6 separate regions of the Homo sapiens genome follow, and all the other regions are linked to region 4. Evidence: chromatin loops called from intact Hi-C (ENCODE). Cell type or tissue: A673. All regions are shown on one strand. Links, peaks and the distances in the headings refer to the core of each region. The heading gives the core; the rest is flanking DNA. Region 1 has its middle 33 kb from the start of MIR4776-1. Region 2 overlaps SPAG16 (sperm associated antigen 16). Region 3 has its middle 37 kb from the start of SPAG16-DT. Region 4 has its middle 110 kb from the start of LINC01878. Region 5 has its middle 24 kb from the start of MIR4776-1. Region 6 has its middle 19 kb from the start of LINC01878.

Region 1 (5,306 bases), core at 70-5,069, 210 kb after region 4:
ATTTAATCTATATTAAGGAGGGGAAGCTCTTACATTACATACTATTTCATGATGTCAAAAGATAATGGTTGATCACAGGAACCACACCCTTCCCCTCAAAGGAAGAAAATTAAGGAGAAGTTACTGTTTCTTTCATGTGCCCATTTTCTTTACAGGACACAACTGATAAAAGTTTTCCGGAAAATAAATGGCCAAACTGATACTTCTTATCTTTTGAAAATTTAGAATTCATAGATACTTTGATTACTACAATTAAAAATTATCTAAAAATTGAGCGATTGGGATAGGGTTTAGCAGGGGGATTAGAGTGAGGTTTGAGGGTCCAGCTGATGGAATGTAGGAAGAGTAACAGGAAATGACTGTGGCCCACCAAGACACACTGGAGGTTTGATGATTGCTTTACCAGCTACTGCTGAATATTAGAAGAACAAGAAGTTCCACTAACACAACCTAAGCTATTACTATAAACTTAAAAGAATTGTTTAAGACCGTGCAAGGCAAAGCAAAAAAAAAAGAAAACTATATAGTCAGAAAAGGCAATAATGGTAAGTGGAATTTACCAGATGGGATTTTTGCAGAGAAAAGAAAGAGGAGAACAAGAGAACATATAAAGCAAGAAAGGAAAAGAGCTTGTCAAGAGGCTTTTGTATGAAAAAGAAAAAACTGTAGATAGATAGCTTACTGTTTACAACTGTACATGCTTAAGAGACAACGGGCATATCTAAAATAAGAATTAACTTAAAACATCTGGGACCTGTTGTTATTATCTACAACATGTAGCTTTGACAGAGATATCAGAATATTAAACTACAGTAGTTCAGAGACCAGTGTCCCTTTAAGTAGTATTTGAAAATATACTTTAAGGGAGATCTACATCAAAATCTGATAATTTATCTGGTCTGGAATGCTCTCTTTGAAATTTACCTTATTAATAAATTACTAGCAAAATAAATTTTGTTTTCTGATATATATTGGGTATTTGTACCCTCCAAATCTCAAGTTGAATATAATCCCCAGGGTTGACGGTGGGGCCTGGTGGGAGTTGATTGGGTCCCATGGGGCAGATCCCTCATGAACAGCTTGGTGCCCTCCTCACAGTAATGAGTGAGTTCTCACTCTGACTTCACATGACATCTGGTATTTTAAGAGTGGGGCACGTTCCCCCTTCTCTCTCTTGTTCACTCCTGCCATGTGATACACCAGCTCCCCTTTTGCCTTCCTCCATGATTAGACGTTTCCTGAGGACTTACCAGAAGCTAGGCAGATGCTGATGCCATGCTTGTACAGCCTGCAGAACTGTGAGCCAAATAAACCTCTTGTCTTCACAAATTACCCAGCCTCAGGTATTTCTTTATAGCAACACATAACAGACTAACAGAGTTTTTTAAATTTTTGTTTAATAAAAAATTATTTAATTTATTAATTTAAATAATAGCTTATTTAAATTAATTATTAAATTTTATTGATTTCTAAAATTGTATTAATTTTTTCTAATGAGTATGCCCTGTATTCTATGGTGGCAACAAAACTTACCAGTATAATGAGTTCTTTAAGTTTCGATAGCCCTAATCAACTCTGATATGCTATTATCTCATGCAGGTTTCATTTTCCCATATTTATCCTTAATATCTATAGAGGTAGAGACTAACAGAATTCTCATGACACATCCAACATGGCGTAAGTTTTAGTTTGGAATTGCCTAATAAACAATATCTCACCAGAGTGCAAAAATTAAAGGTGACATATTACAATTTGAAAAACGTAAAACAAATGATTTTTAAAACTAGTTAAGCTACTTTTTAAAATCATAAAGTGATGTTTAATAATACATTGGGACAAAATAAAGGAAACTGCCTTGGGGGATTAAGAAAAAACAACACTACACTGCAAAGAGAAGCACAAATATAGACAAGCTTATGGAGAGTAACAGCCCACCATCTACTTATGCTTTTCACTTACAGCTCTATTATGCTCTTAATTGTGAGGTCTAGTAAGACCACAACTTGTTGATTGCCGAAACAGGAGGGCTACACATAGGATCATCATACAGTGCAGCACCACCTGGTGACAGAATGAATAAAAACCACACACACGAGAAAAGCTGATTAAATCGGCATGAATTCCATACTCAAAGATGGGGAAGCAGGAGTCAGGGAACTAAGGTAAAGGCATGTACACTCCCTCATATTTCTCTGTCACTCACATTGAATCCTAACAACCCTCTTCCAAATTAACTTTCTACACATCTCCATATTTTTGGAACATCCAACGGAAAAAAAAATCAGGTCTGTTTCCAATTGAAAAAAAAAAAAAATCAGGTCTGTTTACCTTTTGCAAGAGAAGCAGGTGTATCTTGAGCGAATCTTGACGCTTATAACATTTCCAAAGCTGTCTTCACGACCTCTTAGTACTCAAGAAGTCTTTTTATATTCTCTAGAATACTTCCTCTTTTTCTAAGAGAAAGAAAATAAAATCTAATATTTTAAAGATTTTTACCAACTGGAGCTAAAACTTGTTTTTAGAACTTATTTGTTATTTAATTTTATAATTGCCTGTATAACCCTTAATATGTATTACAGAGAAAGATGCCTAGGAAGTCAAAGAAATGCAATGGAATTGGATAAATTTAGTTATACCAAAGAACCTTCCAGACGAATCCACTAAGACTCAAACTACCTTCCAAAGATGCCAAATACAGTCATGGTTAGAGTATAGATCCATTCACAAACCATTTCATCAATATGAAGCAAGGGCAAGAAAAGGCTTTTTGGTTTTGATTTGGTTTAGTTTGCTACTACAAACTGTCCTGCCATCCTATGGGTATCTCATTTAGTTTGCTGTTTCAGAAAAGAACAATGAATTTTGTGCTTCAAAAGAGGCTTTTTGCCTGTTCTGTCCCTTTAAAGTCAATAGCTTTTTGAAATTGTCCTGCTGACCCCAAATAAAAAATTCTGAAAGAGATGCTCCTGACTCTTCAGAAACCCATTATGTGACAGGACTGACTGAGCTAATCCTGTGAGTGTTTTACTGCCCAGCAGAGATGTGGTGGCTTTGGTGGATTATTGTCTGGCTGCCCTAATGGAATTCCTCTGAGCCCAGTGGGAGATGGGGAACGATTTTCTGCTCCCAAGAAATTAACTGCTCTAAGTCTGCGGAATGCGGTAATTTTTTATTTCCTAAACAAACTCTTTCACCTGTTTCAGTTAACTTGTACAATGTCAGAAAAGCATGAGGGCTCAGAGGAGTGAAACTAACCTGATTTTATTCTTTCATTCAACTATTTATTAAACAGATACTGAGTGCCAAGTACTTTGCTAAGTAACTGAAAACTAATGAAAAATAAAAAAGAAGGCAGAACTATAAAGCGGGATCTGATATGGTAATACGTTATGTTTTTATTTGGTTTATGAAACGCTTTCTAACATGAAATTTCAGTAAGCTTAAAGGACAACCCTGTGAAAAAGGAAGCGTGGTTATTAATATCATTTTATAGATGAAGGTCACATAACTAGTAGGACACAGTGCCAGGAATAGGACTCAGGTCTTTCTTTCAATTCCCTCTTCCTCATATCATACCCCCTGACATTTCAATGCAGCCACTTTTGAAAGTGGAATATTTGAAAAATAGTCTATTATATTGGTTGTCCCACACAGCAAGTCTTCAGCACATAAATGAAACTGGCACTTCATTAACATAGGTTTCTAAAATTTAAGTCACTTGCCTAGAGTTGCCCCGCTCTTTTCAATCTAAAAATAATGGTAAGCTGGGTATAAATGTCTTCCTGTTTCAGTATTTTCAGAGAGCTCCATAACTAACACTTTTGCAAGAAATAACTTCTGAGTTATTCTGCTCTTTTCTTTCCCAGCAGTGAAACACATGGAAATAATCATGTTGATTAAATATTACAAGTAGAACTAGAGAATTTCATTGCCTCAAATCTGAACTAGGAATGGGAAGTTATTTTCTTATTTTAAGGTTCTTATGCTACAAAAGCAATAAATATACACCTGATTTTTTGGTAATGCATTCAAACTATGGAAAGTGATCTAGGGAAAACATGATTGAGGCCAGGTGCGTTGGCTCCTGCCTGTAATTCCAAGACTTTGGGAGGCTGAGGCAGGTGGATCACTTGAGATCAGGAGTTTGAGACCAGTCTGGCCAACATACTGAAACCCTGTCTCTACTAAAAATACAAAAATTAGTTGGGCATGGTGGCACACACCTGTATTCCTGGCTACTTGAGAGGCTGAGGCACAAGAATCGCTTGAACTTGGAAGGCGGAATTGCAGTGAGCCAAAATCATGCCACTGCACTCCAGCCTGGGTGACAGGTGATGAGTGAAACTCTGTCTTAAAAAAACAAAAAAAGCAAAGAAAAGAAAGAAAAAGAAAAACATGATTGTATCTCTTTACCCGGCCTACTTCACCTGGTCCAATTCACCTGACATAAATATTGTTAATCCTGTTAAACAGGTAAACACTATTTAGTGTAGATTATTCCAGAAGTTCATTTTATGTGCTAATTTTTTAACCTATGGTGATGACTCTATATATGATACCAATTTGCCTTTCTATGCTCACCCAACAGTACATGTGAACATATTTTTATGTTCATACACGTAGATTGTCCACATTTTAATAAATATTGAGTATTTCATAGTATTTATATACTATAATTTGTATTAACTATTTCCATTGATGTACTTTCAGCAATTTACAGCTTCTTGATTTCCCACGTCATAACAAATACCTCTGCTCATGTTTCTGTGCACATATATAAGCATTACTGCACAATAGATGCCTAGGAGTAAAGCTGCAGGTCAATATCTTTACAAATGGCATTTTGATTACTGAAATTACCCTCCAAAAAGCTTTACCCTATCATCTTATGCTGTGAGCAGCCTTGCATGTGATTGCCATCCTTTTAATGTTTGTAATCTGATGGCAAAAAATAATATTTCATTGTCACGTAATTTGCATCCATCTGATTAATAGTGACATAAGTGTCCCATCACATGAACAGCCTGATTTCCTTTTGGATAATTTTCTCTTCCCCATCTGATAGTCTGATGGCACTATTAATAAAGACGCCCTGCCTTCTTACCACATGCATACTGCAATGAGATTTGTATTCTCTACCAGATAAAATTCATTTGCTTTGTGATGAACAGGAGTCATTTGCTTTACGACGGACAGAAAACATCTACACCATTCCACAAGTTAACTTTCATCCCACGAAGTTGCTAAATAGACTGACCAAAGACAAAGTGCACACCCTCATAGAATCAGACAATCCCCAGAGAGTC
Region 2 (5,306 bases), core at 217-5,216, 1.2 Mb after region 4:
TGCTTCTGATTGATGCCAAAATTCTTTAAACTTCAAGTTTCCCATCACTGTCAAGAGTTCACTTTCATCATCAAGGACAAAATAAATTGTACTAATTTTGGCATTGAGGTGGTGGATAAGTATTGACAAATAAAGTAGAAATTGATTGTTTCTATAGTGGCTATTGATATACCTTTCAGAGTCACAATCAAAGTACCAAGCTCTAATTTATAATTACTCTCAGATCAATACAATATAGATATGTCTAAAACTAGTGTCTTTCTTCAAAATTTCATAGATTACTTGAACTGGCTTAGTTACTTAAGGCAAGAGATTATTTGCCTTGGTAAGATGGATGGTGCTGGAGCTATGTATGCTGTGTCATATATTCTTGGCTTGATACTGCATATATATATATATATATATATATATATATATATATATATATATATATATATTTGTTGTTGTTGTTGTTGTTGTTGTTTTTAAGACTGAATCTTGTTCTGTCACCCAGGCTAGAGTGCAGTGGCACAATCTCAGCTCACTGCTCTGCAACCTCTGCTTTCTGGGTTCAAGCAGTTAACCTGCCTCAGCCTCCCGAGTAGCTGGGACTATAGGCACGTGCCACCACACCTGGCTAATTTTTGTATTTTTAGTAGAGACGGGGTTTCACCATGTTGGCCAGGCTGGTCTCAAGCTTCTAAGTGTTTGAGAAACTCCCAAAGTGCTGGGGTTACAGGCGTGAACCACTGCGCCTGGCCATGCTGCATAGTTCTTAATAAATACCAAATTTATATTGGTAGACAGTATTAGTCACCAGAGAAGGAAGAGTTTAGAATACATTCTTCTCTTTTCACACCCGTCCTTTCCTTCAAGCTTCTGGCTCAGTCTTGAACAGCCTTGATTGGTGTTCTATCTCTAGCTCTGCAGCTGTTTCTGAATTGGGCAATACTTGGTAAGACCATCCATTTAGTTCCTCACCAAAAAGTTGGATCACTGTGAAGCATCAACAATATAGAAAATTTCAGATCAAGATTCATATTTACTGAGTGCTAATCAGAATCTATGAACAATTATCTATGACACTCAGTCTGAATAATTCCATACTCTACAAGGTTTCTGTGAATAATTAACAGTAGCTTTTTTATTATCTTCTGAATGATCAGGTATATAAATTGTTATGTATTTCACTTAATGGTTGTTTGAAAACACACACACACACACACACACACACACACACACACACACACCAGTGTAACCCAGAGAGTGCTTGGCACATGGTGGTTTACTTACATAAATGAATAAAGAGTGATTCAACAAGTAAATATGGCAAAAGTATTCTAAATATTCTCCCTGACCCATCCACATTTAAACTACAATATAATTATGCTGTCTTATCCTACACAAATCAATAAAATGATGAAAATGGGGTAGAAAAATCAGAAAATAGCTATAAAAAATAATTTGTATTTCTTTAGAGGCATTTAGAGGCATTTGTATATAACATTAAGCAGTAAGTATTCATGAAATGACTTAACAATGTTGGTCTGTGTTATAGATCTAAGACAATTCTCATACTCAACCATTGCCTTCAATGAGATTACAAGTAATTTAAAATGCAGCAATTTTAAAGCAATAAGGGAATATGCAATGCATCTACCATTTATATTTATAATATCAGATCAGGTATTCTAGTTGACTCCTGGCTGCTTTTCTTCCAAGGTAGCTGGGTATTTGACTGAGCAGTTATATCACACTGTTACTCTGATATTTGGAAGGCAGACCATGTGCCTGCTTAGCTTGTAGCTCGAAGGAGAAGGGGTCGGAAACAGCCAAAATGTTACTGAATGTTGCTATTCCAGCTGTTTTAACAAGGTGTTACACAGACAAGAATTGGGTGGTTTGTACCAAGGATAGTAGGAAACAGAGGGACTTGCAAAATTCAACAGCTTCTTGACCCCTAATGTTGGGAGATAAATCTGTGGCCCTTATTTCTAAGTGTATTGTGTCCAATACTCTTGTAATTACATGGGAAGAGGAAAATAAAGAAGGTTTAAGAACTGTGTTTACTTTAATTTGTGGTTACTGTGGCATTGCGTTGCCTGGAAGCAACTATATTAGAAACCTACCAAGTTTTTGAGAGAATTGTATTGACAAGGAAACTATGAGCCTATCCTTAAATCCCGTTGACTCTTCAAACAGTGAAACAGTCCTCAGAGCCCCAAACTTGCATCCAAAAAAAGTGGACTTGTATTTTTGCACAGTTCAGAAGGAAGGCAGAGACCATAGCACCAATCTCAATATGGCCACAGAGGATAATGAACAAGAAGGAACCTACAGTGGAACTAAGCCAGAAGCTACAAAGAACAATGGGGAAAGGTGCTCCTCTGGGGGACAGCCATGGTCCAATCAAGGAACTTTCTTCAGTACCACGGCAAAGTTCCTCATGATGCCTGCCTAGTTTTTCACTATTTGGACTAGTGATGCTTATATGTTTCCCATGTTTCCGTTTTCTGTATTACAGTTTATACTGCAGTTATTCTGTCCTTACTTCACAATTGTGCATTGTGTTCATGGTGGTGATGGTGGTGGGAAGCAGAAAACTTGTATTTTGTTTTGTTGGTTACCATAATGCAAGTGACACTGCTGAACCAAATGATGCAGATTGTGTGTCAGCCACAGATCATGAACTGTGAGACATGCAGTAACTGAAGAAGAGATCTGGGGATGTTTCTTTTTTTGGTTGTGGAGAGAAGAAAGTCAGTGAATATTCTAAGTGTGGAAGAAAGGATGACAGATATTTGGTGAGAAAAAGGCCAAACTGTGGCAGAGACTGTTAGCTTTTCACTAGAATCCACTTTTTCCTCCTTCCATATTAGTTAGGCACTTGGCTATATATCTAAATGATATTTATTAGCCTCAATTAGTTAAGTATGTCTGCATCACTAAGTTCTATACAATAGAATATTAGTTAAAGTAGCAGGTACTATTTCCTCATTCTTGCCCCCTTGTGGTGGAATGGAATACCAGTGACAATGACCACAATAATCTTAGAAGCCTATTATTGAAACTGAAAGAACAATTGTCAAGCTGCTTGAAGTAAAGCCACCCCTGTTTTGTAACTTCAGTTAGGCTGCAACATTCTCTGGACTCTCCAGCAATAAGAAAATACACTTCCAGGCCTGGTGCGGTGGCTCATGCCTGTAATCCCAGCAGTTTGGGAGGCTGAGGCAGGCCGATCACGAGGTCAGGAGATCGAGACCATCCTGGCTAACACGGTGAAACCCTGTCTCTACTGAAAATACAAAAAATTACCTGGGCGTGGTGGCAGGTGCCTGTAGTCCCAGCTACTTGGGAGGCTGAGGCAGAAGGATGGCATGAACCCAGTGGGCGGAGCTTGCAGTGAGCCGAGATAGCGCCACTGCACTCCAGCCTGGGCAACAGAGTGAGACTCCATCTCAAAAAAAAAAAAAAAAAAAAGACACTTCTATTTGGTTTGAGACATTATATTTCCAGTATATTTGTTACAGTATTTTTGCTTGCCTAGTCTACTATAGGCACCCATGAATACTTTTCAGGTGATATGTTTTTCCCTCATGACATATTATTAAGGCAACCAAGACAAGCTCTGAAGTGTTCTCAAATTATTTGAAGGAGTAGTAATGGAAATTTTCTGCTGATAATAGATGGCTAGTCTACTCCCTCTTTTTTCTTCCCTTGCCCCTTCTTTCTTCCCATCTTTATTGTCTATCGCAATGCTGTTGGAGTCCATGAAATCCTGCTTGCCAATAGCAACATATGCAAGTTAGTTTGCATGGAGGTAATGCTTGTAAGACTAGTTATAAATTATAAAAACATGCAACTGTTGTAAGTGTCTCCATTAGTAGGACACTGTTTCAATAATGAGGATTTCACTGAAATAATGAAAAACGCCAAGGATTTAAATTTTATGTTAGCATTGACCACATTTACTGATAGGAATGAGTTTTGCTCATTGTAGTTAAGCTGATGGAATAAAAACAGTACCTTCCACATGGTTGACCTCACAGGTTTATTTATTTGCTTATAGATCCAACAAATATGCATTGAGCACTTACTTCGTTCTATGCCTTATTCTAGTTACTAAGCTATAATAGTGAAAAACTTCTGCCCTTATGTCATTGGCATTCTTTCAGGAGGCAGAAAATAAGCCAAATGAAAAATGATAATAATTAATAATTACATATAATATTTAGAGATGACAAATTTTGTAGAGGAAAACTAGAGCACAGGTGAAAAGGGATAGCAGGCATTGGAAAGGGTTGCAATTTTAAACAGGAAGGTCGAGAAAATTCTTGTTATAAAGTTGACATTTGGATAACCTGAATAAGGTGAATCAGCAAGCCAAGCAGATACTTGGGAGGAGAATATTCCAAGCTCTTCTGATCAGGAAGCTTTCCTATGGTGGTAGCATGACCCATGTGACTGCTAAGCAGCAAAGAGGCCAGCATGACTGGAATAAAGTGAGCAGATGAGAGAATGGTAGGGGTAAGGTAGTTAAATGAGTATGTACATATAATAGAGGGCCTTATAACCCCTGTCAATTACTTTGACCTTTATTCTCAATGAAATGGGAAACCATTAGTGGGTTTTGAGCAGAAGAGTCTCAATCTGTTTTACACTCTAATAAGATGACTCTGGCTACTGTTTTGAGATTAGATGGTGGCAGAGGTGGGGTGAAAGCTTAAAAGCAGGTAAAAGCAGAAAGACCAATTGGGGAACTATTGTAGCAATCCAGGCCAAAGATGTAGAAGGTTTCAGCCATGAGAATAGTGAAAGTCATAAAAATTGTATTCTGGATAGATTTGAAAGATAAAGACAACAGGAGTTTCTGAAGTACTGTGAATTGTGAGAGAAAGAGGAAACAAATGACCTGTTACATTTTCATACACCTGAAAGGCAAAGGCTCATTCTCCTTATACTGGGACACTAATATAAACATTATAAAAGGCTTTTCCAACCAGGTGTATCAGCTGGTGATCCAGAAGCCATGACAGAATGAGGAATGCCTTCTCATTGTTCATCTAACATTTCCATTAAAGAAAATGGAATGTTTCCCTTCTGCCCACTTCCTAGCATCACTTCCTTTTTATTTTAATAATTCTGTAGCCAATCATAACCCCTGTGCTGGATGAGATGACAGAAACAGAAGTCTATTTGTAAAGAAAACAGATAAATTAAGAAAGAGGAAATATGAAATGTTAAGATTGTTATGATGAATTACCTTCTGTTAATGATATATACTATTATTTTGAAGGGGAAGGCAAATAATGCATGAAAGTGGACTC
Region 3 (5,306 bases), core at 80-5,079, 560 kb after region 4:
TGTCTCATTGGTGGTTTAAGGAGAGTTTCAAAATAGTCTTTAGTGTGACATCCGTCACCCCCCCGTGCTTACTTTATAGTCCCACACATCTTATTCTATTTTGTTTTGTTTTACTCATCATCCACCTTAACACAATTACCCATTAGTCTTGGCTGCAAATGTCATTTAATGCTGTTTAAAAAATTCAAATCCACCATCAAAAACAAAGTTTTCTCATAAAACAGATATTCGAAAATGTACTACCAGCATAGAAAGCAGTTCACAAATGTGAGTTCCAAAATATATTTTGGACAAGGGCAGTCAGTATCAGTGAAGTAAATGTCAATTTCCTCAAGCGTCTGTTTTCAAAAAGTTTACACTCATTTAGACATATGTAATTCTGATATATTTGTTAAAATATTTATTTTATTGTCTTGAAGATGTATGAAATAGCTCAAAAAGGAAATTGGCTAAAATCCATATTGTGTAATTTTTTTCTTTAATTTAAGATGAAAACTTGAGTACAGATAGAAACAGGTAAAGTACTTCACTATAAAAATGATAGAAGGTTCTAGATCAAGTTTTCTATTGGAAATAAAGCCACTATCATGTTTCATCAAATATTAGGACTCAGTGCCAGGGATTTTATTATACACAGGGTATGAAATACTTTATAAATCACCATATCTGCTGACATTCAATTACATTCAGTCTTATTAATATGAACTGTAGAATGTTTTTAGGTGTCTACTGGTAGTAAAACTAGCTTTTTCATTTAAAAAGCTTGGCTTTCCCACATGGCCCAAAAGTTCATATTACACCTTTAAACATCCAAGATTTTAATGCTGATTTTTTTCAATGTTTCAAACTATAGACTAATTACCTGAGTATCTTAAAGACAAACAGCTGTCCATACGCCTAGGGATGGATTAAAATATGGTAAAAGATCTTGCGCAAATCTGATAGTGATTTTTCCATGAAAAAATAATCCTTCCACATCTTTTTCTATATAATCTCTATTTATTCCAGCATAGAAAGCAGTTCACAAATGTGAGTTCCAAAATATATTTTGGACAATGGCAGTATACTGCACAATAATGTATTTTATCAAATAATAAGTGAATCTGGTGCATTTGTATAATAGTTTTGAAATCTCGGCCAGGCGTGGTGGCTCATGCTTGTAATCCCAGCACTTTGGTAGGCCGAGGCGGGCGGATCACGAGGTCAGGAGATCGAGACCATCCTGGTTAATATGGTGAAACCCCGTCTCCACTAAAAAAATTTTAAAAAATTAGCTGGGCGTGATGGCGGGCACCTGTAGTCCCAGCTACTCGGGAGGCTGAGGTAGGAGAATGGCGTGAACCTGGGAGGCGGAGCTTGCAGTGAGCCGAGATCACGCCACTGCACTCCAGCCTGGGCAACAAAGTACTTCAAACCTTTAAAATATTACCTCAGGTATGCCAATAACGTCTCAAAAAAAAAAAAAAAAAGTTTTGAAATCTCTAGGAGAGGAAACAAGTGTCCTTCTTCTTGTAATTCTACAATAATAGGCCCTGTGCAGAACCAGGCAGAGCTAAGTGATTCAACACATCACCATCCTCACACTTTCAGGTAACGTGGACTCATCTTTTCATTTTGTGTGTTCTCTTTCAACTGAAGAATCTTTATGTGCACCCTTTAGATCAGAGGTGTGAAACATTGGGTGTATCTTGAGTCACCTATAAAAACTATAAAACTGTAAGTTCCCATACCTATACTCAAGAATTCTGATTTAATGCTCTTTGCTGACACCTAGACATTGTATTATTATTATTAATATCCCTTGCAGTTCTAATATGGAGTTAGGGTTGAGAACACACTTAAAATCATGGCTGTTGAGAGCTGAAAAGCCTCTGTTTAATTTTTCATGTGATAGAAAAGAGAAGAGATAATCTTGAGAGATGTGCTTCAGGCTTACACAAATTTTATGGACATTTATATAAACCACATAATTTCTTGAGATCTATTTACATATGTATATTGTACAATATAGACATGTCCTTATATACTTGGGTGTCTATCTTATACTCCATATTTACATAGGAATGAATATTTTATTCGAATTTGGTTTAAAATAATATATTCAAAACAAAGTACTTCAAACCTTTAAAATATTATCTTAGGTATGCCAACACCTTGAGTAAGAAATACTTACGCATGACCACTAGGCGGTGCAAGTGATCCATGGTTGTAAATGGTGTAATTCAGAATTAACGTCAAATTGGCAATTATATATACATATATATACTGAAATCATTTGCTATCAGCCAATTTTTTAAAAAGAAATAAATGCTATGATTTATAGTGATAGTAATAGAAACTGCTTTCTATGCCATCTAAGCAATTTTTGCATGCCCACAACACAGTAAGGAGTTCTCTTCCTTTGAAAATATTTTTCTCTAGAGAGGTCACTTGAGTTTTCCAATTGGTTATTTTTACAGTGCAGATTAGTTAAATGGAAAGATTAAATGTTTCCAATGTCTAATTTTAAAACTATGTCTGATGCATAGTTTATTTTCTATAAAAAGTTTTATCAGAACAAAAATAACATTTATTGTTCTTATTAGTGTGAATGAGTCTGAACAGATTTAATTCTTCATTTGTTTCCTTACTTATAAAACTCAAGTTTAGAATGTGCTCAAGGTTGACAAATATTAAAATGAAATTGTGGTAGCTTTCAGAACTTGAGGAGATACATATTTTACTTAGTTTAGATTTTAAATAGTTAATTATTCTCCAAAACTTCCATTTCTTTGTAATGAAAGAGTATTCTAAAATACAAATATGGAAGTCATCTATAGTATTTAATCCAATAAACATTATGAATATCTTTTATTTTCAGGCAGAAAGTGTTGGGACTTCATGAATAAAGAAGAAATGTCCCTTATTCTCAAGGGACATGCAATTTAGTGAATTTAAAAATGTTACAATAGTGCAGATTAGGAGAGTTATCATTCCCTCTCCCCTGCACCCTGTCCCTGGTGTAGTCTTGTTATGCCTCAGGATTAAACACGTTCCCACGTGGCAAGAGTCAAAGTATCCCTCCTGTTGAACAATAGAATTCCCATGTGGCACGATGAGCTTATATGCCAAGCATGAATTCTGTCTTCCAATATTAATACTTAAGCGATATTTTTGACTTTATTGTGAAAGACAACTATGAAGGAAGCAGAGAGAAGCCTACAAACTAAACCAGAAAACTGTTTTTTAGTATTCTAAAAACCTATTTTTTTTCTTACTCAGGAACAATTTCCTAGCACTCTTTTTCTCCAGTGGCTCAGCCTGCTGGTGTCAGACTGAATTCCTCATCCACTGCTTTTTTTTCTCTCTTTTTTTTTTTTTTTTTTGAGACAGAATCTCACTCTGTTGCCCAGGCTGGAGTGTAGTGGCATGATCTTGGTTCGCTGCAAGCTCTGCCTCCTGGGTTCAAGCGATTCTCCTGCCTCAGCATCCCAAGTAGCTGAGACTACAAGCGCCCGCCACCATGCCCGGCTAATTTTTGTATTTTTAGTAGAGATGGGGTTTCACTATATTGGCTAGGCTGGTCTTGAACTCCTGACCTCAGGTGATCCACCAGCCTCGGCCTCCCAAAGTGGTAGGATTACAGGCGTGAGCAACCACGCCCAGCCTGCTTTCCTGTTGAAGACCTTCAAAGATCTCTCTGAGATTTCAAAGCCCTCCAGAATGTACTCCTTTTATGGTAACATTTATCTCCACTCCACACCTGTCCATTTATTATCATGTACAAATTTATATGCATTTTGATGTATGGGAACCTGGGCTGGATTCACTCATGATTTATGCATCAGGAAGTTAAAATGGCTTAAAGTCGTCAGAGATGAGGCTGAATATAGTTAATATTTTTTTTTTCCACTCAGAATTTTCTTGCTGTGGATAGACTACTGCAGAGTTAGTTGCATAAATGTTGATCACTCTGCTGTTTAGACTCAACTTGGGCTCAGGATTCCTGCTGCCTGGTCTTGCCTGCCACCAGCATTTCTGAATCATGTAGGTTATATGAACCCTTGACGCCCTGCCTTTTCACTTACTGTTGAGCCTTCTGATCTATGTTCTGACTTCACTAACCTGTTTGTCATCTGGTTTCACTGGGGCCTGTGGATTCTGATACTTGCTAAACTTTTTGACTTGAATCACTCCCTTGGATGCAGACACTTCCCAGTCCACTCCCATACCTGACCTGTACCTTGATTACCCAATCTTGTTGAACTAACGTGACTTCCACAGCGTGTGCATGGCACCGATACCTAACCAGCTTGTTACTGCTTGTCTCTCAGTGTGGCCTCTTCACCTTTCCCAGGCCATGCTGGGCTCTGCCACAAACACCATGGGGTTATTTTCTTATCTGTGCTCACACCCTGACATTCCTCTTTTCCACTTCATCATCTATCAAAAACATAACTCTGGCCGGGCACGGTGGCTCACGCCTGTAATCCCGGCACTTTGGGAGGCCGAGGCAGGAGAATCACGAGGTCAGGAGATTGAGACCATCCTGGCTAACACGGTGAAACCCTGTCTCTACTAAAAATACAAAAAATTAGACAGGCATGGTGGCAGGCGCCTGTAGTCCCAGCTGCTTGGGAGGCTGAGGCAGGAGAATCGCTTGAACTCAGGAGGTGGAGATTGCAGTGAACTGAGATGGCGCCACTGCACTCCAGCCTGGGCGACAGAGCAAGACTTTGTCTCAAAAACAACAACAACAACAAAAACACAACTCTGAAAACAGTTTACTTCCACTTTCAAAACATATCACAGGATCTTTCTCCTGTAAACCACAGAATTTTCTTATGCCCTGTCATCTGAAAGATTCCCCTCTCCATATCCTGGTTATTTCATTGTTGCCCAGTTTTGAGGCAGATCTTTCTTTCATTGTTTTCTGAAGCTGACAGTCTGACCTTAGCGTTGATCGAGGGTACAGGTTATTAACTTAACAGGAGCCAGTTACGATCCATGTTTGCGCTGTCTGCTGTCCGCATTTGAATTTTTTTGAAATGAGGTGTATTTCAAACAAGTTAATTGCTGTGCTGATGCTCACAGTCAGTGAATGCACCAAGAAATAAGCTAGACTTCACTTTGTAGTAGGAAAAAAACTGACTAGATAGGAAACAAAAAATAGGATTGCATTTTAGTTTCTATTGTCGTTCAGGACAGATATATGCAACCACAGAAGATAATTTGAAGGAGCAAAAATGTAAACAGAAAAATTTGAGAAAGAAATAAAGTTAACCGAGCACACTAATTTAAGTTGACTTCCGTGACTGGTGGACTAG
Region 4 (5,306 bases), core at 254-5,253:
AAAGGGTCCTAGAAGTAAGGACGGGACAGATCATGTAGTGTCTTGTAAGTCAGAATATGAAATATGGACTTTTTTGTACGTGCAAAGAGAAGCCAAAGGGAATTTTAAGTTGGGGAAGTACATAAAGCCTGGTTGTTCCATAAAAGCACAGATTGGAGGTGGCAAGAATAAAAGGATAGAGAGCCAGTTAGGAGACCGTTTAAATGTTCCAAGCTGAAGGTGAAGGTAACCCGGACAAGGGCACACCAACGGAGATGAGAGAATTCAAAGAATGCAAGTAATATTTTGGAGAGATAATTGACCACATTTGCTGGTGGATTCTTTTGGAGCATGAAGGTGAGTATGAAATGGAAGTAGATTCCTAAGTTTGTAGCTTAAGCATTGAATTTCAGCAAAAGCATCTAGGACTTCCAAAAAGAATAAATTCCTCACTGTATTGTAAAATGAAAGAGACGTAAATGAGATAAACCATTTGTTGAATTTATTGAATGTCTTTGAATCTACTGTCTAACTCTATTAAGTCTGAGTACAAGTTAACTTGCATTTCTATTTTAATCCAAAGACTTCATTGAGTTTAAGCTTGTAGCCCATACATTCTAGTCTGTCAATGTCTTTTATTCTATTAAAGGGAAAGATTAAATGCTCAATATATATTTCTTGCTCCCTCTTCTCCTTCCATTTGTATGCATCATTGCTTTACTGTTGCTATTGCATTCTTCTTTCTCAGCAATCCTATAGTGTCTGTACTGCTATTTAGTACGAGAAAACCAAGGCTCTAAGAGGTTGAACATTTTGCCAAATATCACTGAGCTAGTAAGTGTTCAAGCTAGGATTCGAACCCAGGCCTGTTCATTTCCAGACTGCTTATTCTTTACTACCATTCTTCTTCTGATGGTTTCAATGATTCTAAATCCAAAACAGTAGACAGTCCCCACATTCCCGCCATGTTTACCTTCAAATGTATTATTTTTACAGCCCCCGTATTTTTATTTAAACTATACTAAAATAGGTATTGTTTTCTTCCCAAGGGAAGGTTATCTAGACAAAGTGGAATGAGAGAAACACTATGGATAAACCTAGCCTGAGATTCAAGACTGGCCATGATGATGATAATTCTTTTTCTAAAAATCCAGAGCAGACTGTTTTTGATTAAACAAATCACGTAAGATAGTTTCATCTTAAAATTTTTTATCATAATTTGTTTATAGAACAGAAACTCTCCATTGTCATTTAAACAAGGGCACTTTAGTTATGAACATATGATATCTTATCACCATATTTTCATCTCTAAATTCTAAATGTCTGTCAAAAGATATCTGATTGGAATATAATAGCTCTCAGTGTCAGGAATATTCATTGTTCATAGGAGTACTAGAGATTACATACATAAAGGAAAGGAAGAAATAGTTTTTTTCATCATTTAACTGGGATATTGGGTGTCCCAATTTTATCTTTTTAATCTAAATGAAAAATTTTCAAATTCAAAACAGGTGGTATAGTGAAATTGCCTGTATATGGACTTCTTTACCTAAAGCATATAAATTTTCAGTCTACCAAAATGAAGCAAAATTAACAGAAAACTGTGGCTTGGGCTGTCTTTAAAGTGGAAAGTTCCACCAATCGGTTGACACTTTTTCTTCTTTTTACATGCCCCTATTATGAGTATTATATAGCACCCTAACACCTATATTCATTACTTTTTTTTTTTTTTTTTTTTGAGACAGAGTCTCACTCTGTCACCAGGCTGGGGTGCAGTGGCATGATCTCGGCTCACTGCAACCTCCGCCTCCTGGGTTCAAGCGATTCTCCTGCTTCAGTCTCCCAAGGTGCTGGGACTACAGGCGTGTGCCTGTGTTTTTAGTAAAGACGGGGTTTCATCATGTTGGCCAGGATGGTCTCGATCTCTTGACCTCGTAATCCGCCTGTCTTGGCCCCCCAAAGTGCTGGGATTACAGGTGTCAACCACCGTGCCCTGCCTATATTCATTAATTTTACAAATGCATATTAAAACAAAAAACCTAGAACCCTGGATACTGATCATGATATGCATTATTCACCAAATCTAAAAGACTATATGTGGAACAATTTATGTTTGTATTATCTTAAATTAGATTTGATTTAATATCCCCTTCACAGGTGTAAATTAGGGAAAAGGTGGGAAGGAAGATTATTTCATTACTACTTTTTTTTTTTAAAATAACAGGTATTATTTAGATCACCAAAATAAAGTATATAAACATATAACGTTCTTTTTGGGCACCAGAAATGTGCCTTAGTTACACTGTAATCATTAAGGACACAGAAGAATGGGCAACGTGTTTGAAAATAATATTGCCATTTCTTTAATTCTTTTTAAAAAAGTTTATGAAAAAATTGCTTTGGGTTCCTAAAAGACATGCGAATATATGTCACTCCACAAGGTGGCGGAAGCGTGCCATGCATTGTTCTTTTGTGCTGGCTCAAAATGTGTTTTACTATTTAATCCTCTTTATTCAGCGGTCATAGTGCTGTTTTCTACCATAAGAGTTCACGCTTCACAGAGCCATCTTTTTCTTAGGCAGTGCTTGCTGGTACACAAGCTATGTATGTTACATGCAAAGTTCAATAGAATCAGGACAATCCTAAGCAAATACAATTTAAAACATATTCAGTAACCTTTCCTGAGAGACTACAGTTATAGCTTTGACTTTATTGTTCTGGACTCTCTGAATCCCAGGGCACCGAAAGTTTTTGCATTTCTAGTTTTAAAACATATTTTACAACATATCTTTAGAAAATTCCTCTTCATCTGTGTCCCAGAATAGTATCGACGATACCTCCTCATAATAAGTGTAAACTAGAGGTCCTTAAAGGCTTTGCAGTTTGCAGTGACCAGAAGTAAACTACTTTTTATCACTGTGGAAAAAAAAAAATTCATTCCTGGCCAACATGGTGAAACCCCGTCTCTACTAAAAGTACAAAATTTAGCCGGGCGTGGTGGCCTGTGCCTGTAGTCCCAGCTACTGGGGAGGCTGAGGCTGGAGAATCGCTTGAACCCGGGAGGCAGAGGTTGCAGTGAGCCGAGATCACACCACTCTGCACTCCAGCCTGGTGACAGAGTGAGACTCCATCAAAAAAAAAAAAAAAAAAAAAAAAAAGGAAAAATTCAGTTTTATCCTATCTCAGGAGGATAAAGTACCTAAAACTCCACTTTTAGAGAGTTATTCTTTTGGGTAAAATGTTGCCTTCTGTACTTGGTCTTCGAAAACACAGATTCTTCTGCTGGAGTAACATTAAATTTCTAGCGGCTCCATCATCGGCTTTGTGACCTTCGGTAAATTACTCCAACTTTTTTTTTTTTTTTTTTTCTTTGAGACAGAGTTTCGCTCTGTCGCCCAGGCTGGAGTGCAGTGGCGCGATCTCGGCTCACTGCAAGCTCCTCCTCCCCGGTTCACGCCATTCTCCTGCCTCAGCCTCCCGAGTAGCTGGGACTACAGGCGCCCGCCACCACGCCCGGCTAATTTTTTGTATTTTTAGTAGAGACAGGGTTTCACCGTGTTAGCCAGGATGGTCTCGATCTCCTGACTTCGTGATCTGCCCGCCCTGGCCTCCCAAAGTGCTGGGATTACAGGCGTGAGCCACCGCGCCCGGCCAAATTACTCCAACTTTCTGTATTTCAATTTTTCCATGGGTGAAATAGAGGAAATAGTAGGATCTACCTTCCTTAGTTGTTCTGAGAATTCACTTAACTAAGATAATTCACATAAACACCTTGCATGGACCTGGCACATAGCAAGGGCCTAACAAATGGTGGCTATTGTAATAATCATGGTGAACAACTTAGCAAGTTTCTTAGGAGAATATTGTTCTGTGACTGGAACAAGACAATGGAAGAAGAGAAAGGGGCAATGGAGGACTTCAAAACAAATTCCGCATGGCAGTTTCGTTCAGTGGTGACCTGTGTTTCTGCAGTGATATTTCTGCAGTGTATAGCTGTTCAGCTTCACAGTTAAGTCCCTCTTGAACTTCTGTTTTGAGCTCTTTTGGGTTTCTTCTCTTTATTCTACCTGCAGCAACTCAACAAGATGGCCTACTTCTTCCTGAAGAGCCTTGTCTTTCTATTCTTTCTACAGCCCTCTCTCCCCAATCAGTGATTTAACTCACAGTTCTCTATATTCTGTAGGCACTCAGTAGCGCCTATTAGCTCGAGGATCTCTCCTCAACATGTGTCAACAGCTTATAACCCTTGTTTTCTCCCAGTCTCTTCATATAGCCAGATGGGCACATGATGTCAATACAAGCAGATAGTCTGCATTCCCACCTCTCAGTATTGGAGTTCTGTCTTTCTGGGTGTTGTTAGGATTATCTAATAGGTGCCACACTGACTAGCCTGTTTAAGAAGCCAGATGTAATCTTCAGAGCTACAATAAGTTGGAAATTGAATTTCATATACTGTTATTCTTTTTTAATAAGGACATTGTGTTAAAGTACCAGAGAAAATGATTTCATGTTTATGTCTTGGTAAGGTATATCATTAAGTTAACAAAATAAGTGGAAAGAACAAAACATATGTCAGACCCAGCTTCCTCATTTTTGATTAAGAAAATACATTAGTCACTTTTACATCAAGGTTTTTTTTTGCCCAATAATTTTTTTAAAAAATATGTAAGTGCAATGGTAGAAGAAATTTGACGTAATCAGGGTGGTGAAGATATAATCCTGAGACTAAACCTCCTGAGTGAGATTAGGCCCTTGCATATGCTATTTCAGGGTTCTGGATTGGGAACTAGTGAGAGTTGTGTCAATGCAAGAGAATGAAAAAATCTAAACCTTCACTGCTCACAGGATGATCCAGGAACCCCTGGAGTCCCCGAGACCTTTTTAAGGGGTCCATGAGATGAAAATTATTTTTATAATAATAGTAAGATGTTGTTTGACTTTTTCATTCTTTCTGTCACAAGTAGACTGTTGAATTTTCCAGAGGCTATATGACATGTGATAACATCATCACTCTACCAGCTAATGGATGTGCTTCTGTATTCTCATATTTTAAAAAGTTCTTGGGACCAGGTACAGGGTTTCATGCCTGTAATCCCAGCACTTTGGGAGGCCGAGGCAGGAGCGTTGCTTGAGCCCAGGAGTTTAAGACAGAGACCAACCTGGGCAACATGATGAGACACTGCCTTCACAAAATATGAAAAATTAGCCAGGCATGGTAGTTTACATAAACAAAAGGTCTTTGAGTTCTTCGATAATTTTTTACATGGTGAAAAATGTTGCTGAGATCAAAATGTCTGAAAGCTGCTACTCTAGACCATGTTTAACTA
Region 5 (5,306 bases), core at 155-5,154, 220 kb after region 4:
GCTACAGGTAAAAGGAATAGAAGATTCACTCAAGATAAAATTGGAACAGAAAGAAGTCAGATCATTCAGGGCCTTATGGGAATTTACAAATTGTTCTAAGTGTATTGGGAAACCACTAAAGGGATTCTTAAAGCTCCTAAGAATGAAATTATCACTACCATCATATTTCCTTCAATCTGTCAGAGACTACAGTAAATATTTTACATAATTATTCCCCTAACATTATTGAGCACCTACTATATGCTAGAGAGTATGCTGGGTACCAGAGATTCAATAACAAACAAGAGACACGTAGACACTATTTTCAAGAAGTTCATGATCTAGTAAACATGTTGCATTTAATCCTCACAGTAGGTTCTATGAAATAGGAAACTGAGGCATAGAGGGAGTAAATTGCATGAAGTCATTTTACTAGAAATTTTTGCAATCAGTATTTGGACTCTGTCATATTCCCAAGACATTGCTTTTAAGCAGTATTCTGTCTGCCTCCCACGCTGTTATGTAAACACCCAGATAAACCCAAGGAATAAATCACTGGAATATGATCAATTTCTTAATCTCTTCATGGTCCTCAGTTCCCTATGCTTATATCAATGTGTACATGTTAGGTTATAAATTTCACTTGAGCATGGAAATGAGACAGCCTTGAGTATGTGAAGCGTCCTTTACAGAATTCAGTGCAATTAAGTTTACCAGCTCACTCAGTTTATCATGTGCATGGTGTACGCTGAGCAGGTGCTTGGCTGTCCATCATGAGATTTGAAGTTCCACATTATATTGGACATGCTCACTGGGATGACACATCCAATTTGGTGGCTGCTTATTGGAATCACATCTTTTTGTCATGTTCCCTTTCCTTCAACAGGAAAGTATAATCATAAATATTAAAAATAAGTTTTTGAAGAAAGCTGCTCACTGACTCTAAGAAATAAAAGAGTTAATTAAATGCTGAATACATTGAACCAGTGTTGGACAGATAAAAACCTAAATTTGGTTGTCGTAACTGTCAGGCCATTTAGAAACCAAATAATTCACACCCTACTAATTGCTTTTATGTTCACTTATCCAAGAGACATGAGTCATCTCTCACAGAATCCTAATTATGAATGACTTACACCTTGTTGATGACAGAGATCTGTGTTATTCTTACAGAAACTTTCCAAGACATATTTCTTTTAAAATAATTTTAACTTTCTCTGATTTAAGTTTATCTGATAAACTTGTGTATTTTCTCAGAAAGATGTAACCTAGGGGCCTAACTTTTCCTGTCTTTCCTTCCTTAGCCAAAGCGTTGTTCAGAAGCCAGGAAAATTGAGTTTCTAAACTTTTTGCTGCAAAGGGTGTCGATGCTCTGATGACAGATTAATCCAGGCACCTGATTTCTGAAGCTCTGTATTAAAAGCACTGATTCTTTTCAGTAAGGAATCCAAAAAACACCATGAAAGACAGCAGTGACACGAAAATCCATGTAGTGCATATCTGAGTGTGTTAAAACAAGGGCCACTGAATTCTCAAGGCATCAAGAAGTTGATATTGTATCATTATTAAGAGTCTAGGGACACTTCCCTTACTTGAGTGTTAAATATGAGGAACTATTTGAAGACCAAGGAGGGAGAATGAATACAAATGTAACTCACAAAATATACCAATTTAGTTACTGACTGACATAAAAAGTCTGCTGCTTAAGATTCAAGTGTAACCAATGCCACGTCAGGATTTTTACGCATACGCACACACAGTGTTCAGTAACAAAATAGTTTCATTGGTCCTTGATCCTTCAACATTTTACAATTAATTGCCTGGGATACAGAGGCCCTAATGGAAGGGTCATGGCCAGACCTGGAAAGGCCAATACTTAACTCTCACCATGCTAGTGTTTCCTCCCCATCCTCAGACTTGGCAAGCAGAAGCCTGAGGCCTGAAACAAGTAACCTTTGGACCTAGTTTTAGTGAGTATGATTTCTGTGGTCACACTTTCTTTCACTACGTCAGCTGTCCATTAGAGGCACCTTGCTGTGCTGCACACGTGAAATATTAGACACAAGAGTGGCTTCTAAGAATTAAACTACAGAGACTAATCCTTGACTCCTGTAAAATAACTATCAAAGACCTTCCATCCTACCTATCTGGGAATTTCATATGAAGGAAAGATTGATGCATAATTAAAACAGAAACTGTGTATTTATTCAGCATAGGGAGTGGTAGTACAAACTTCCTGGAACATTATTCCAAATGGGAGGATCCAGCAATAGGGATCAATCTTTCTGCTGAGTCAAATGTTGGCTTCTCTTCTGAGGTTTCTGATATATGGGCATCAACCAGCACTACGTGCAATGATAGCTTTTGATGCATATCTTGCCAGTGATTCCAGTGAAAATGTTCAATTTCCTTCTTTAAATCAGCAATTTTCTGGGTCTCATTGCCATTAATATTTATGAATTGAAATAATGTGGTGCTTCAAAAGTAGCCCCAAGGTTTTATAAAATAAATTATGGGATTCCTTTTTTTTCATAAGTAGGAATAAGAGCTTAGGTCTTATTCCTTAGATAGATAGCTTAAGGTCATAGAGTTTACTGGCAGGAAGAACCAAAAAGAAAAAAATGCTTACTCCATTATTCTAAACTGACCACAATAAACTACATCTTTTTGAAAACACTGTTATAAAATAGGACTTGAACTCAAGGTCTGATGTGATTATCTTATTAAGAGTTCTCCGGAGCTTAATTTCTCCGTTTAAGCATCTCTATGTTCCATGAAACAACTACAAGCTCACTTTCAGTTGACACTGCATTACGACCCCTGGAATTAAGCCATCACTACAGGGAGAGTACTAAATTCTCTAAATAAATTTCTAGATTATCTGGCATGTTTGACTAGTGGATCTTATGGGTCCTTCCTTCCTTCCTTCCTTCTTTCCTTCCTTCCTTCTTTCCTTCCTTCCTTCCTTCCTTCCTTCCTTCCTTCCTTCCTTCCTTCCTTCCTTCCTTCCTTCCTTCTCCTCCTCCTTTTTGGTTTATTGTTTATTGAGAGGGGGAATCTCGTTACATTTGTAAAAAGTGATTGTCACATCAAACTACACTATTTTATTTTTTATTTCCATAGGTTATTGGGGAGCAAGTGGTATTTTGTTACATGAGTAAGTTCTCCAGTGGTGATTTGTAAGATATTGGTGCCCCCATCACCCAAGCAATAGAGACTGCACCCTATTCGTAGTCTTTTATATCTCACCCCCTTCCCACCCTTTCTCCTTGAGTCCCCAAAGTCCATTGTGTCATTCTTATGTCTTTGCATCCTTATAGCTTAGCTTAGTTGCCCCATATAGAATAACATAAATTCCTTCCCTCATATCCCTACTCATACCCTTTCTGCTGTCTCATTCTTAATCAAGAAAAAAGCACATTACAACACAGATAAAAATTCCTCTATAATGCTGGGATTATCCAAGCCAATCTAAATCATTCTAGGCTAGTGTAAGTTCCACATGGTAAAGGTGGTGGTGAGGGAGTTATTATAATAAAATACATAAGAAACTCTATGTCTTACCCATATGTGTATCCATGGCCACAGGAAGAATCAATACTGCAACTCTGATCAACAGTTTCATTCCTGCATTAGTAAGGAAATTAAAATCTTACTGTAAGGGTCCTCTTATTACAGGAAGTTCACTTCTATTAGGAATATTTCATAAACCAGTTTGTAGCCAAGGTCAAGAACCAGGAAGCATGGAATTAAGTAGACCACAATCAGTAAAACAGGACTTGGTTACCAAGCTTTGGGACAGGATCAGACAGGCTAGAAACCTGCTGGGCATTGTGCTTCCTGGTTGTGAGAATACAGGTCAATCATAGGGACTCAGAGCTGAGTCCAGAGCAGTATGAATGCACAGTAGAGGCAGGGGCCAAGCTGGAAGACAAGAGCATGAAAATAATATTTTATCCATGATGTTTTTATGAGACCACAGATCAGATTCCAATTAATTATTGGTGAGGATTAGCATCAAAGTTAATTCTTCTCATAGATTGAAAAAAATCACAGAATTGGCATGACAGACTATCTATACATGTACAACTTTCACTGTTTATAAAACATAAGGATAGGCCGGGTGCAGTGGCTCACGCCTGTAATCCCAGCACTTTGGGAGGCCGAGGCGGGCAGATCACAAGGGCAGGAAATCGAGACCATCCTGGCTAACACAGTGAAACCCCGTCTCTACTAAAAATACAAAAAATTAGCCGGGCGTGGTGGCAGGGGCCTATAGTCCTAGCTACTCGGGAGGCTGAGGCAGGAGAATGGCGTGAACCCGGGAGGCGGAGCTTGTGGTGAGCCGAGATCACACCACTGCACTCCAGCCTGGGTGACAGAGCAAGACTTGCTCTCAAAAAAAAATAATAATAATAATAATAATAATAAATAAAAAAACATAAGGATAAAGCTGCAGTGCTTTATGATTGTTACTAAAGTAACTTCCCTTGGAAAAAGAAGACCACATTTCAGAGTCTCATCAGTAAAGTTGTAACAAGTTAATACTTCTGAAGGTATTAAAATGAGCATTCCGTTTAATAATATTATTGTCAGAACACCTAAGATAAAGTGTAGTAAAGGAAATTCATTCATCATTCATCCATGCCTCTGACAATTATCAGATCTGGATTCGAGAAGTAAACTTGAAGGTCATCAGCCAATAAGAGAAAGTTGAAGCTGTGGATCCTAGAAATAGTGCACTGTAATGTCAACTTAGATACATTTTAGATATGATAGTGTTAAACGCTACTATAGATTAAGTAACATGAGGATGGAGAACTGACCGTTGTATGTGGTGTTGTGAGGCTCATTCGTGACTTTGACAAGAGTAGTCATTTCACTGGAGTACTGGGGGCCTTATTGGAGTAAGTTCAAGAGAAAATAGAGAACTTAGAGACTGTAAGTGGACTCAACACCTCCAGGGACTTTGTCTAAAAAGGGAAGGAGAGGAATGAAGAAGTAGCCAGGGTGAGTCAGGTCAAAAGAGGGCTTTCTAAGATGGGAGTATACCAGCGCATTTGTATGCAGATGAGAAAGATTCAGAAGAGGTGAAACAATTGATGACATAGACAGGAGAGAAAAAAACCACCACAGTGATATCCCTGAGTAGGCAGGAGTGGATAGGATCTAGGTCCTAAGTGGAGGAATTGGTCCCTGCTAGAGTCCAACTATAGCAGAAAAGGCTCTCAATATGTTGTTGTGAATGAATTTTAAAATGCTTAGTGTGTTCTTTCTTGAGATTTTAATATCTCACTCTTCTTTTTCTGACTTGTTCTTTTGTAAAA
Region 6 (5,306 bases), core at 138-5,137, 90 kb after region 4:
TGCTGATTAAATTATACCCAATTGCCAGAGACTGACTAAATTGTCATGTGATCAAGGAATTCTGTAGTATTGGATATTGCGTGGTATTTAAATAAGTGGGTCATCTGCTGGGGTGCAGAAATCTCATTAAAGCTTTTCACTGGAATGGTATTTTTGTAACTGAATTAGACTTTTATTACACCCAAGCAGTTCAGCTAGCATTGTCTCCCTTGTATAAAATAACTCCCTTTCTCAAACTATACAAATTCTTTTCCTCATCTTTCAAGGTTCATCTCCAGTCCCATTTTCTCCTCAAATACTCCCCTTGAAATTCCATTCCATGTTGTCAGAATTGTTCTTACAATTCGTGGTTGCACTTTCAGTACAGTTTTCTTTGACTTTTTCCACATCTAATTGTGACATGTACATGCACATGTAGTTTTCAAAAATTTGCTATGAGAGAGGGATGAGATGGGAAACTCCCTTGAACTTTTTATGTGCTATGCACTTTTGCATCATATTTAATCTTCACAGGTATTCCCTATGGTATGTATTCATATTTCCATTTTTCAGATGAGAAAATAGAATTCCAGAGATACTATATGCCTTGCTTTATTACACAGCTACTTAAGTGGCATCCTGGGATTCAAGCTCAAGTTAATTTTATTTCAAAGTCACTCATCATAATATCTTTCCAAAGACTGCTCTCTATGCATTTTGTGTTACAGAAATTGCATTTAGGAATTTGAATCTGTGATATCAGCACCACTGTCACCACTAAAGTGGAAGGAAAGATCATGGGCTTCAGGGAAAGAAAACTAGAGCTCTAATCCTGGTTCTACCACGCTAAACACCAGTCTCTTCTCTAAGTAATACATACAAAGCCTATGCAACTACCAAAAGAGGCACCAGTCTGGAAGAAGTGCATTAATGCATGCATTTTCAGAAGTACTCTTTACATAGTACTCACGTTGGGCTTTAGAGTAAAATCTGGTTTTGAAGATAGGATCTGCAACTCCTGGACCATGCTAACATCAGCAAGTTATTTAATTTCTTTAAAACACATATCCTCATCTGTAAAATGTATTTAATAATCACCACCTCAATGGATCATTAGAAGGATTAAATGAGGTTAAATACGAAAAGCTTTTAGCATATTTCTGGTCCATAGTAAGTGCTTCATCAAACTATCATTTGTACTCATTCCCACTGGATTAATAGAAATTAGGCATATATGCTAAGAGTACACTAATCATTGTGAATAAACATAAAAACTGATTAAATCCAAACCAAAAGTTTAGAAAATATAAAACTATTATTTTAATGTCCTTTAGTCTCGGTATCTGATATTCAGCAGGTCCAATACCAGAGTACTATTAGGTGATACTATAATACACAGCTGTGCAGCCAAAAGTATTTTTGAAAGTTTAAAAGAAAAAAAAATCACCTTTTCCTGAATTGACTAGAAAATACATTTATCTTATAAAGTTATCTCAGTCACTTTTTGTTTCATCACAAAATTTGGTAAAATTATGTGTAAGGGGCACTGAAACTCAAGTAATAAACACACACACATTTTAAGATTTCTGTATATTAGCCAAGATAATAAAAACACAATTATGATGATTTATTTTCTCTTTTGTCTGCATTAAGCAATAATAATAAAGCTAGACAGATCTAATCTCAGTAGAACTGACTCCGGTAAAAATGATGAACATAGACTTTATCTGTCTTGATAAGAATATTTTTAAAAAATTCTTTATATTTGTGCATAATTGTTTATATTGTGTGCATAATTGTTTATGCACAATTATTAGCGAACTTACAGCATAGATGCCTGTTTTCTACTAATCCAGTAGGAATGAGTACAAATGATAGTTTTACAAAGCACTTACTGTGGGCCAGCAGTATGCCAAAAGAAAACACATTATTTTTAGAGATGTTCCCATGTCAACATGTGCTCTAACATTTCTACAGAGATTTACAGTTGAAGTTTTCAGAGCCTTTGCATATGACATTATATTGTGGACCCTTCTCCAGGGAAGAAATATATCAATATTTTTAAAGATTGCTTAAACAAATCAGAAGTACCTAAAGGATGCAGATTCGACTGACTTAAATCTCATCCCAAAAGCTTGTATACTTTTTTGCAAGAACCTCATTTGAATGCTGGCCTATCAAGTCAAGCACAGCTATTTCGAGGGAAAATATAAAGGACCGCAGGAGTTAAATCTGCTGTTCATTAACATGAAAGGAAATTTCTTGCCCCATTTAACTAATATCTTAGTTGGTACAGTGTGACGAACAAATTTTAGTTGCTAAAATCTATTATACCTGCTTTAAATTGCATCTCCCTGTAGCCAGAGGCTCAATAGTTGGTTAAATTCAATTTGAGTTGCCACAGGCTGTTAATGAGTAGGTTTTCTATTTATTCTCTTAATTGTTCTTTATCTAAATTATCACTGATGATGAAATCTTACATGCACTACATTCCCACATAATCAGAAGGTCTAAATAATTTTTCCCCTTCAGGATAATGATATGGAACTAAAGGCTCATAAAAATCTTTAGGGATGGTTTGTTTTGTGTTTTTATATGTGCAACATTTAATTGCAAATTAAACAATTCCACTTGAACCTTGGTAGCATTAACAAAATATGGAAATAATAAATGAACAGAAAGTTATAATTACTAAGCCTATAGTAGGTGCCTAACAAATATATAAATATGTGCTGATTAAGTATCATAGTTGATTTCCAGCATTAGAAAGCCCTGCAAAACTTTTAAAACTCACAAGTTTTCTGTCTCAAGTACATCTTTGTAGATAATGTGTTATGTATATGACATGAATGTTGGAATTTCATTCTTAAATTAGTTACTGAGTTTATGATACAATAGCCACAGTAAAAATGAAAACAATGAATTGGGAGGGAAAATAGAATGTTCATCTATACCTATCACTTCCAGCAGAGGTCTCTAGAGAGCAACTAAAGTTATGGAAATAAGGGATATATGTTCAGTAATTTAAATAGAAAATTTAACTCTTCAGCTTCATGTGAGCCCTTTCTTTTCACCCACGCCCCTTTCTCTTTTGATGTCTGTGCTCCTTCATCAGATAAAAGACTGTCTAAAAAACTGATCAGAAGTAGACACAAGAGAACAGGTTAATCCCAAGTGCACCGGTGTAATGTGTCACAAAACAGACAATGTAATTATCTCAGCAGCCTGTTTAACCAGCTAATTCGGCAGCTTTGCATACCAGGGGTGAGCTCATCTGTTCACTAGATAACCAGCCAGGACATTTTTCACCAAGATCACTACAGTTTTACAAAAGCTTGTAAAAGCCTAAGGATTTAGTGTTTCATTGAATGTGATTTAAGAGCTTTTTGCAATCTTTTATTTATAGGGAAGCAACAGACTAACAAAAAGAGGAAAATGCAGATGAGTATTGTACAAGGCTCAAAAGATGAAGTCAATGATGTAAATATCCATATGTGTTCACTGAAAATGAAATATCTCTCTCTTTACTGGGAATCTCGACTTACAGAAAAGTGATTTTGAGGGCAAAGACTTCTAAGCCCAGTTTTGCTTTTCTTAGAAGTACATTTCTTTGCCATTGAACACATTCTTCATTTTGCTACAATAACACTCTTTTGGGGAATCAGTGTGAGCATTAGAGTCACATTGACTCGGACTTGAATTCTGGTTCTTCATCCTTTTTGTCTTCTTGATCTTGGGCAAGTTAGCTCCACAATTTCCTAATCTTTAAAATACTAATAATACATATTGCATGGTTACTGAGGGGCTTAAGTCATGTCAGGAAAATGCTTGGCACAAAGAGATAGCTAAATAAATAGTAAATACTATTACATGAGACACACACATATATGTATATATATAAAATATTGTATATACACACATACAGGCACATATATATATATACGTTTATATATACAAGTCAGTAACAAAAATTAACCAAAAACTCAGGAAACATATATTGTTACAAATTTTTTCCTTAAAATGACTATCCACTGATCTCAGTGACAAAACCATGTCCAGCAACTAGCACAGGGCCCCAAGTGCTTAATAATATTTGTTGAATGAAATAAACATAACAGACTAGGGGAAGAAAATCACTGAAGAATATATAAAATTAGCCAAAAATATTGACAATATTTTAAAGTAGTGTGTTTTCCTATTCAATATTTTCAGTAAATTAAACTTTGAAATCAAAGGACAGTAATTTCTATGTATAATAGCTTAGATGGAGCTTACACCTGTGATGTCACATGTCTCATCATTTGACATAGTTAAATGGCAATAGTGGCAGGAGAGTCCAAGTCTTAGACAATAATAAAAATAGCTTTGAAGGTGAGGGAAAGAAAAAGGAAGGTTCTGATTGAAAGTAAAGTCTGCAGAAGGGCCTGTTATTACACCAAAGTGACAAGAAAAGCACAAATGAATTACATCTGAGGTGCAATATGCCAAAGTATATGGCATGGGAAAACTCCATAGCCAGGGGGATGGCCAGGAAATAGATTTAAGAAAAAGCCAACCACCATCTCCTAGGTTCATGTGAAATAGCTTCAACAGCAAGTTCAAAGCCAGGGAAAAACAAAGGCTCTCTGCCTTTAGCTTCCATTCTACTACCAACAGAGACTGTTCACACATCAGCCAAAATGCAACTTGGATTTTGCTGCTCCCCTTCTCTAAAACCTCCTGTAACCCTGCTATGATTGACCTCTCTACTTCTCTTAATTTATTTCAAAGCACTCTTCCCTTGACGTGCTCCACTGAGACCATATTGGCCTCACTGCCATCTTTTGACAATAGCCTGAGGCATTTCTACCTACTATTAGCTGTCAGGAAGTCTATTCCTCTGACGTCTACAAGGCTTGCTTCCTCACCCCACTTCCTTCAGGTCCCTGCTCACATTTTACCCCTCACAAAGGCCTTTGCTGACCGCCCTTTCTAAAACTCCAACTCCAGTCACTCTCTGGTTTTTAATGCTGCTTAATTTTTTTCATAGCACTCACTGGACCTCAGTTTTCTTTATTTATTTGCTCATAAATATACTCTCTATTATCCCACTGGAATTTTAGCTCAGGGAGGCCAGGAGTTTATTTTCTTCCCTGGTCTATCCCCTGTGCCCAGAAGTCTCTGGCACATAACAGTGACTTGGTACACATATTTGTCAAATGAATGGTGGGAAAGGAGGACAGTAGCTGAATGTCTGTGTTGCCACCACATTTTATTCAATCTAGTTCCATATTGTATCGTAATTATGAATTTCTATGACCTGGTGCCACCCTTAGTTTGTCAATTCC

Evidence for each region. Hi-C counts contacts between places; a loop is a spot of excess contacts. Peaks named below come from ENCODE experiments on the same cell type or tissue, not always from the same donor. Only the 100,000 strongest peaks of a DNase experiment are listed, where the experiment ranks them.
Region 1: it touches region 4 in a loop (7-fold over the local background); 21 of 110 quality-filtered maps call a loop at or near these places.
Region 2: a loop joins it to region 4, with 3 times the contacts of the local background. A loop is called at or near these places in 6 of 110 quality-filtered maps.
Region 3: a loop joins it to region 4, with 6 times the contacts of the local background. A loop is called at or near these places in 28 of 110 quality-filtered maps.
Region 5: it touches region 4 in a loop (12-fold over the local background); 21 of 110 quality-filtered maps call a loop at or near these places.
Region 6: a loop joins it to region 4, with 2.6 times the contacts of the local background. A loop is called at or near these places in 14 of 110 quality-filtered maps.

Annotation. Positions count from the first base shown.
Region 1 is chr2:212,890,357-212,895,662 of GRCh38, forward strand. No RefSeq gene overlaps it. Among named protein-coding and RNA genes, the nearest start is that of MIR4776-1, 33 kb to the right of the region's middle. In A673, for the core only: a CTCF peak has its summit at 2,058 (motif pointing left); DNase peaks (open chromatin) are centred at 2,055 and 3,045; H3K4me3 peaks cover 737 bases; H3K27ac peaks cover 2,007 bases.
Region 2 is chr2:213,931,763-213,937,068 of GRCh38, forward strand. The region is part of intron 12 of SPAG16 (sperm associated antigen 16); the gene reads left to right. Among named protein-coding and RNA genes, the nearest start is that of MIR4438, 180 kb to the left of the region's middle. In A673, for the core only: a CTCF peak has its summit at 2,982 (motif pointing left); no DNase peak of the experiment used is centred there.
Region 3 is chr2:213,244,689-213,249,994 of GRCh38, forward strand. No RefSeq gene overlaps it. Among named protein-coding and RNA genes, the nearest start is that of SPAG16-DT, 37 kb to the right of the region's middle. In A673, for the core only: a CTCF peak has its summit at 2,169 (motif pointing right); DNase peaks (open chromatin) are centred at 2,193 and 3,023.
Region 4 is chr2:212,684,066-212,689,371 of GRCh38, forward strand. No RefSeq gene overlaps it. Among named protein-coding and RNA genes, the nearest start is that of LINC01878, 110 kb to the right of the region's middle. In A673, for the core only: a CTCF peak has its summit at 2,405 (motif pointing right); a DNase peak (open chromatin) is centred at 2,466; H3K27ac peaks cover 1,196 bases.
Region 5 is chr2:212,899,838-212,905,143 of GRCh38, forward strand. No RefSeq gene overlaps it. Among named protein-coding and RNA genes, the nearest start is that of MIR4776-1, 24 kb to the right of the region's middle. In A673, for the core only: no CTCF peak of the experiment used is centred there; DNase peaks (open chromatin) are centred at 1,074, 2,384, 2,794, 3,184 and 2 weaker places; H3K27ac peaks cover 4,807 bases.
Region 6 is chr2:212,774,168-212,779,473 of GRCh38, forward strand. No RefSeq gene overlaps it. Among named protein-coding and RNA genes, the nearest start is that of LINC01878, 19 kb to the right of the region's middle. In A673, for the core only: a CTCF peak has its summit at 2,933 (motif pointing right); a DNase peak (open chromatin) is centred at 2,984; H3K27ac peaks cover 1,626 bases.